Regions from separate parts of the Mus musculus genome. Here region 1 is linked to region 2. Evidence: chromatin loops called from intact Hi-C (ENCODE). Cell type or tissue: left cerebral cortex. All regions are shown on one strand. Each heading gives the region's core, and the rest is flanking DNA. Links, peaks and the distances in the headings are about the cores only.

Region 1 (4,395 bases), core at 286-4,285, 380 kb after region 2:
CTTTTCTTTTTTGTTTTTCTCCAAAGTACTTACTGACCTGAAGTTAATTAATTAAATAATTAGTTAAGTTTTCTGTCCATCCTCCTGAGTCAAAATTTGAGTTTCAATGGGGTGGGGACTCTCTCTCTCTCTCTCTCTCTCTCTCTCTCTCTCTCTCTCTCTCTCTCTCTCTCTCTCTCTCTCTCTCGTACTGCTGACTTTCCAGTGCCCAGAATACTTTCTGCCTTATAGGAGTTGCATAAGTGGTTAGAATAGCACACCCTGTTCATGAATGAATCGGTAAGGAATGGACTCAGTCAACGACCAAGCACCAGCTGCATAGGAGGCAGAAGGCATGTGGGCTGCTTCAGTGAAGCACACATCTGTTCCATTTGGGTCCCAGCTTGCACCGGAAACTCCTCTGTGTGCAGACCAGTCACAAGACTAAAGGTTCCCTTGTCTGGGGACATAGTTTTACTCCATTCGAAGTGAACTCTTTAATGCTACAGGTCTGATTTTTAAAAGTCCACATTGTGTTTCTGTTTCCTGGTCTATTGAAGACAACAGAAGATAATTTTTCATAGGACATGCATAAAGATTAAATGAGTGTTTTCTCTCTCTCTCTCTCTCTCTCTCTCTCTCTCTCACACACACACACACACACACACACACACACACACACAATTGTATAAAAGAATAATTTGGTCTCTGCCTACTTAACAATTGACATTTATAATATGCTGATTGTAATGAATAGCTATGCTAACATACGGCCACACAATTGGCCAAACTGACTTGTTAGTCTCTGATGAAAAACACATTCTCTTCTAAAAGAAGGAATGGACAATATTTTAACACTCCACAAATGATGCTTATTTTACTTTAGCGTAGTAAAAAATGTTGAAAGGTGATACTTTAGCAATCCTTTTAGAGTGGTAATTGGGGCTCAGAGAGTTTAACTAACCTGTCAAAACCCACATTGTCATGACAATCAGAAATTAAAAAGATTTTTCTAAAAGACCAAGTCATTCTCTTTATATTTTTAGAATTAGCCTTTCTGCCAAGGGGTTTGGTCCAATGTTTCAATGTTTAATTAAAATTCATAGAAAACGAAGAATGCCTGATACGAAAGGATATGAGATTCTAGGTGAGCTGCACTGATCAGTCATTGTGTGTGGATTGGGAAAGGGTGAAGGGAACTTACGAAGGAGATACAAATCCCCTACCTCTTGATAGTGGGTTACGTGATGTATGTGTTTGTCAAAACCCATCAAAGTATATACTAAAAATATGTGCATTTCACTGTACATAAATTACATTTCCATTTTTAAAGTTTAAAGCCATAAAGGAGAAAAATGAATTAGTCTTGAATCTCAAGTAAAAAAATAATAGCACTGCCTGGGGAGCTTTTATTAAACCTTAGGGGGAAAAAACAAGAGTCAAACTCTTCCTTTGCTGGAGGGAGGCTGAAGGAAGTCACGTAAGATGAGGTTTTGGTCAAGAGTCATGTGATGAGTCAACCCACCTCAGCTGTCCCTGGCGAGGACTGTCGTGACAAGGTGAAGCTGGAAGACAATATTTGGATTCCTTATTCCAAACAGTTCTCAGGATTCTAACCTCTGGATGGTGTGGGAAAGGAGAGAGCATAAATAATAGTCACTCAGGCAGAGCATATTCCAAGAGGCAATTCAGTCAAAAATCACAAGGATGAATACTAATCTGTGAAACCTATGGATAAAAAAAATAAAGATGGGGGGCTAGAGAGATCGCTCAGTGGTTAAGAGCACTGACTTCTCTTCTGAAGGTCCTGAGTTCAAATCCCAGCACCACATGGTGGCTCACAACAACCCATAATGAGATCTGATGCCTTCTTCTGGGGTATCTGAAGTCAGCTACAGTGTACTTACCTATACTAAATAAATAAATCTTTTTTAAAAATCATAAAGATGTTTTTCACATGCCACACTTTATTTTATTTCTGTTTTTTTCTTATTTCGTGCTATTTCGCGCTTTTAAAAATTAATCTCATCTTCGGAGTACTCTGGGAGGCAAACACTTGGCTTCCAGTTGCAATGAAGAATAAACTTTACATCGGGGATAGCCACCGCAATCTATCTGAAGTCATTTCAAATGGACCTCATTCAAAATCTTGTGGCAGCTTTAGCCACACGGAACTGGGTGGTCTATTTTTGGTGCACACAAGCTCTTATTTAAGGCCAGAGAAGAAGTAGGAATAAAAATGTCACAGAGCAGTTAGAAGCCTTACGTCATTCCCCAATGGTGCCTCTCTTGAATGACTGAGTTCTCTACCTCTTTCATATTGAGGCAACTGCAAATCACCCGACCATGCAAACGCATGCAAAAGAGAGTTCACGTGGATCGTGGAAGATACTAGCTACAGAAACAACAGAAAATAAACAGCACACTCTTGCTTACCACACCAGCCTCTGACTACAACACATAAACAGTCCCCTGATGCTCTCCTCAGAGGACACATTAAACAAAGAGCCTTAAGGAGAAAAGCATTTATTTGGCTGAGAGCAACATAAAAGTTGTATGATATGAATCATAGCCTCTAAACGTGTAGGCCACAATGACCAGGTGAGGGTCACAGAACTGAATGTTGCCAAATGGTTGACAAAATGACCGGAAATTAATTTAAAATCCAACAGCAACCAACCCAATGTGCCTCTCTCTGTACCACTCAGCCACCGTGTGTATTTGGATGTCTCTGCAGTTTGGGTTCCAAACACACAACAGACACTGCCCAGAGCACCTTGGCTCAGACACAGGCCTACTGCAGTGTTCCACATATGACATGGGAGCCACTCGGCCAGACACATAGCCAGTGTAGATAGAACACTTGAAATGTGGCTAACATGACTGAAGAACTAAATTTTTAATTTCATTTCATTTTAATTTAATTTAGTTTCATGTTGACGTAGCTTCACAGGACGGATGGCAACTGCACTGGACAGTACAACCTAAGAAAATTAGCAGATAGATTAACAGGTGACACTGATCTTGTGTTCAGAGACGCTTTGGCGTCTCTGTGGCTTCCCAAATGGACTTTGGAACATAAGACTTAGATCTCTGTGACTTTGATGCGGCTATTTGTTGGAGACACCTGCTATTCCCAGGGGAGAGATTTCAGTCATGCCTGCTGAGAAGTCCGCCACAGTAACGAAATGGGCTGTGACATGTGAACACATCCTCGTCTTGACCCGAGAGACTCCAGAGCATGGCCATTCCGCGCAGTTGCTACAGCCTTTTACCCATCTGCAATTCTGAACCACAGAAATAACAAGGTCTCCCAGAGGGACCCCTGAGAGGAAAATAAAATGGGTGTGACAACCTGGCCCCTTAGGCAAGAGCACATTGGTTACCCTAGCAGCTCTGTGCTACGTTGTCTGTCTCTCCGCTGTAAGGGCAGAGCACCACAGCCCCCTAGTCTCTGCCTTCACAGCCTCTCCTGAATGAAAAGCGGCCCTTGGTGGAAAACACTTCAGCAATCTATGCGTGAAAGTCCCTGCAAATGAGCAAAGGATTAAGCTGTAATTATGAGCAAGGCCACGGAATTAGCTAGAGAAGGAATTGGGTTCTGTCGAATTGACTAGTCATCCAGCCTGGAGCAGTTACTCACGGCAAATGAGTAATATCCTGAGGCGCCTTGGTGGAAAAGGATGCCATAGCCATTTAGCAATGTCTTCACAAGTTCACAGATAAGATCTGTGCTTGCAGCTTCTGTGGGGCGTGTACGCCTTCCCTATGGGCTGTGACGTAAGGAAGAACTCTTAGAGGAGCGGAACACTACGAATACATCAGCTACTGAACAGCCTACGGAAGCACTGTCAGGACGGTAGGGATAGATGGGTAATAGAGAGCAGTTGCAACTGGAAATACTGTGGATGGCAGCGTGGACAGGGTGAGTGAAAAAGAAGGAAGGAGAGCGAAGGCACTACCAAGGATAACGAACTCCTCCGCAACAGCACCCATGAGACAGATGGCTCAGCAGGTAAAGGCACTGCCTCCGTGTCTGATGACCTGAGTTCCATCCTAAGGAGCAAAAACCAACTCCTAAAAGTTGTCATCTAACCTGTGTGTGTGTGCGCGCACACGCGCGGCTCAGATGTGTGTGTGTGGTGTGTGCACACATGCTGCGCATGCGTGCACACACACAAATAAATGTAGTCTTTAAAATTAAAATAAAAGACAGCAAGGAAGAGTAAGGAAGGAGAGCGTGACACAGCCACAAAGAGGATCTAACAGTTACTCACCTTGTTGCTGTGACAAAAACCCGAGGAGAAGCAACTTAATGGAAGAAAGTTTTGTTTGGGCTCATGGCTCAAGGCCCCATTTTATGGAAGTGGGAGGGCATGGTGAACTTAAAGCAGCTGGTGACATCATACCCACAGT
Region 2 (4,395 bases), core at 94-4,093:
CTAAAATTCACATAGACCGTCTTGTAGCTTTTCTCCTAGAGTCTGAGCTGACAGTCCCCGCTTCTAATCTGAAGCAGACCAGATATTGCTAACAAGACTAGTCTTCAGTAACACAAAAACTCCTCTACAAAAAAATCCAGGCATGTTCGACTCCTGTAAGTGCAGAAAGAGGAGGTGGGCGCAGGTTGTACCTAGGATGCTCGTGCTGATGGGTTAGCTGGCAGAACCATTCCATCGCCAACTCAGGAGCTGAATATACAGAGTCCTAATTTGTTAGGTGCTTAAAAATTGGCTCTGACTAAACACAGGAAGTTGGTGAGATGAATCCTTAAGATCCATTCCAGTTCCAAGTGAATATGTACCGCACTCATCGTTGGCCGGAACTCTGCATCTAATCCAGCACTGGCTGGTATCCAACCTTGTTCATTTAATAGTCAACATTTGTCAAGGGCTCCCCATGTACGGAGCCCTGTGTTAGGCATGTGTTAGGGGACAGATACAAAGAAGCCTTCTGCCTTTGAGGAATGTGGAGAAGTAATAGATTCAAAGGGAGAAGTCTGAAGGCAGGCACAACGGACTCTGTGTCTCTGTGTGTGGGTCTCACTGCTGAAGGCAGTGGCAGGCTGGCTGCTCTGATGAATGCAGATGGTTTGTGTGTAAACTCAATTGTGCGCTAACATTTTCTGAAAGGTACCCACTGGCAAACTGACACCTCTCTGTGCCTTAGAAAAAGCAGCAGAGTACAAGATTGAAGTACACAAGGCCTTGTTTGCTGTTGTCCTTCAGAAACAAAACGCCCATCACCGTTTATGGTATTTGACACTCTTATCAAGGTGTCAAAGATTCCGTGCAGTATTCCGGCTATAGGAAGTGAATCGTGCTTTTGGTAACAGTTAATAGGACCAGACTTGAGACACAGAGTCAGGATGTGGCATGGAGTCACTTGAAGTAAGAAAAGAATACATGAACTGGCACTGGGAGCCAAGCACTGCCTATCCCAAGCTCAGAGCTCCTGAAAATCCTCTCTTCAGCAAATTCATGGTGAGAACAGGATTCCACAGCAGGGGAGCGGCAGAAGAGAATGAGGAGGCCAGGCCGAGGAGGCCAGGCCGGGTGCTTTAAAGTGTGGGAACAACGCTGGGGAAAATGTCAGGACTACTGTCTAGGGCTCCCCCAGGAGCCAGGCTACAAAGCAAAGTCCTGCAGACCCATTGCCAATTGCAGAGCATTCTGGGGGTGGCTTGGTCCTGCTTGCCATGTCTTTAAGCAGTGGTGTTCTGAGTTCCAGCCCCACTGCTTACTTTTCTTATGCCAAAGCAAGGAACAAACAAGAGTTGGGTGTGATGAGAACAAAGGAAAGCTTTGAACCGAACCAGACCAGGGTGATGAATCTACCGAGGTCTGAGCAACCCTTACCTTCAGTTAGGGTTTAAACAGCAAAGCTGTAGGTACCTTCCTGAGGCCTTTGTTTGAAGATGAAAATACTAAGAACATATTTATTCTTATTTCCGTATAGAAGCGTGCCAGCTTGTCTGTATGGGAATGATGTTCATGCAGGTAGGGGCCTATGGAGGTTAGGAGGTCAGAAGAGGGTGATGGATCCCTGGGAATGGGAGTTACAAAGGTGGTTAACACCCACCTGCTGCTGGGAACCAAATGGGTCCTCTGCAAGCCATCTCTCCAGCCCTAAGAACACATTTATACTGCCCCTGGTCTCTTAAAGACACCTCACAGCCCACGTGTAACCTAACCACACTTTGTGGGCTTGGTGAGTCTCGGCTCACCCTTCAAGACCTCCCCCCCCCCCATCATCAAGGTACCGATCAAAATACACATTCATGATCTTCATCTGAAACACAGATTCCTGTTGTCACTGGGGGTGGGGGTGGGGGTGGGGTTCAGATAGCCCGAAAGGCTACTGCAGAGCTTGCTCTGCCAAATACCCCCACAGGGGGCGCTCTACCTTGGGACTGTTCCTGAGCTTGTTGGGGTGGGGACAGGGCGGGGGTGATCCAAGCTATAGTTGGTCAGGAATCCTGAGCTGAGAGAGCATATGCTGACAGGCAAGGAGCTGAAGCTGTTTCAGGTAAGACAAGGAGCTTGCTTCTGAGCGGAAATGAACTTGCTGGCCTCATCGGGGACATGGAAGCTGAGGTACAACACACGCTCGCTGAGAAGCTGGCCATGGACGAACCTTTCAGTTTTCTCTTGGTTTATGCTCATGGGAATCCAGAGTCCCATGAGGCTGCAGCTTTACCTAAACGTTCCAGCGATGGGTAAATTAAACTTTGTTTTCTATGGGCAGCTCCATTTACAAGTGTTTTTAGAAGGGTTTCAGAAGGAAGACACACCGCTGCTTGTTCTGACGGACAGTTCTAATGGCCATGAACATTTTCAGTATTGCCCCAGTGTTGCACGTGGCTCAACTGAAAAAAAAAATTCCCTCACAGTCCTCAACTCTCCTCTTATAAACCATCACACAGAGAGGCAAGGTACTGCTCAGCTGTTACTGTGCCAGCAGCTGGCATATTAGTGCAGTGTGGGTTCCGTTTCCCCGCTCTAAGCGTTCTAGCTGCGGCCGTTTAACATTTCTGCTTGCGATAACATGGCTTCTTATTTGCATGAGATTCCCAGGTCCTTCTTTGTCTCCCACTGCAGCTGAGGTGCAGTGCTGGGCTGTTGGAGTTTTTTTCTGTCACCTTTGCTCCTATCTACTGTAAGTTCAGGGTTCAAAGGGTGTGAGCAGTGAGGGAAACCCAGAGCTTTTTCCCTTTGCGTGGATAAGAGCTACACGTTGCTTCTACCTTTGCGCTGCTATTGTTACTTTAGGTCAAGGCTGGCCCTGAAAGGTTTCATTTCACTTTAACCACGCATCAACCAAGCAATCTGGTTTGTTTCCATCAAGAGATAGCCAAGAGGTTGACAGGCAGCCATCTTAATATGCTTTTCCTCATTTACCGTGTCTGAAATGTCACCTCCCTGCCTGTCACACCTTGGATCTTAGAATGCTCCCAAAGGCCTAACTGTTAACAGCCTACTCATCCGGGTCAGTACAGGGACATGGTGGAATTTCAGTGGGTGGGGCCTAGTGGGAGGAAGCTAGTTCACTGGTGGTGTGTCCTTGAAGAATACACTAGAACCCAGACCTTTCCCTGTTTCTCTCTTTGCTTTTTAACTGCTATGAGGTAAGCAGCTTTGTCCATTGGACTTTCTCCACCATGACGTTCTGCCTCACCTCAGGTCCAAAGCAATGAAGCCAAACATACATGGCTGAAACCTCTGGGCTGAGTCTCACTTCCTTATGACATGACTAGCTCAGTGTTAGTGACTGTTCTATTGCTGTGAAGAGATACCATGATGAAAGAAACGCTTATAAAGAAAGCAGTTAACTGGGGACTTGCTCACAGTTTTAGTGGGTTAGTCCAGGATCATTTTGGTGGGAAACAGACAGACAGACATGGCACTGGAGCTGAGAGTGGGGCTTTAGATGATCAAAGTACATTCCCAGTGACACACCTCCTCCAACAAAACAACACCTCCTCCAATTAGACCATACTATCTCCAACAGGCCACACCTCCTCTAATAAGACCACACCTCCTCTAATAAGACCACACCTCCTCTAACAGGCCACACCTCCTCTAATAAGACCACACCTCCTCTAACAGGACACACCTCCTCCAACAAGGCCACACCTCCTAATCCTTCTCAGAGAGTTTCACTCCCTGATGACAGAGCATTCAAATGGGAGCCAATCTCATTCAAACCATCACACTCTGGTATTTTGTCATAGTAACAGAAAGCTGACTGACATGTTACTCCACCCCATTTCCTAACTTCTCCATAGGCCTTGTTCCCCTTTTGACAACGGATCTTCATGTTTCTTGTTAACCTTTTCTACTCTCTACTATTCCCACAGGCAGCCTCCTCAGGAAAGGACCTGGTGTCTATTTTACTGCTGTTCCTGCAACAAAAGAGTGTTCATCATTTGTGGAGAAGTGAGTTTTAGTGTGGGGCCACAAGGCACTTGTGGAGGTCAGATGTCAATTTGCGGGGTCAGGTCTCTCTTTCTACCATGTGGGTCCTAGGCTTGAGCATAGGTCTTCAGGTCTGGCAGTAATTTCCTAGACCCTGAGCCCTGTCACGGGCTCTGTGAACACTCTACTGCATTAGTTTACATAGGGATTAAGGAAACTAATACAAGTTAAGCATTTAATACAGGAAGAGGAGAATATATATATCCATCCTATAGGGATACAGGTAGAATGTGGTGTGTTTCAAGTTCATTTCCCCTAACAAGAGGGAGCTGGTTTAGATGCCTGCATTGATGGGGTACACTGAGTCCCAGAGTCCGTGGAGGACTGGTTCTTGACTCTCTCCCTCACCCACATCCAAGG

The links. Peaks named below come from ENCODE experiments on the same cell type or tissue, not always from the same donor. Only the 100,000 strongest peaks of a DNase experiment are listed, where the experiment ranks them.
Region 1: a loop joins it to region 2, with 3 times the contacts of the local background. A loop is called at or near these places in 1 of 42 quality-filtered maps.

What each region holds. Positions count from the first base shown.
Region 1 is chr9:103,937,948-103,942,342 of GRCm38, forward strand. Gm29154 (predicted gene 29154) reads right to left here. Exons shown (of 7, transcript NR_168125.1): 4 at 1,505-1,598. Among named protein-coding and RNA genes, the nearest start is that of Gm32797, 4.8 kb to the right of the region's middle. In left cerebral cortex, for the core only: no CTCF peak of the experiment used is centred there; DNase peaks (open chromatin) are centred at 321, 2,233 and 3,650.
Region 2 is chr9:103,558,455-103,562,849 of GRCm38, forward strand. The region is part of intron 3 of Tmem108 (transmembrane protein 108); the gene reads right to left. 4932413F04Rik (RIKEN cDNA 4932413F04 gene) reads left to right here. Exons shown (of 3, transcript NR_040764.1): 1 at 1-1,041; 2 at 3,918-3,996. Among named protein-coding and RNA genes, the nearest start is that of 4932413F04Rik, 3.6 kb to the left of the region's middle. In left cerebral cortex, for the core only: a CTCF peak has its summit at 1,938; DNase peaks (open chromatin) are centred at 432 and 955; H3K27ac peaks cover 1,978 bases.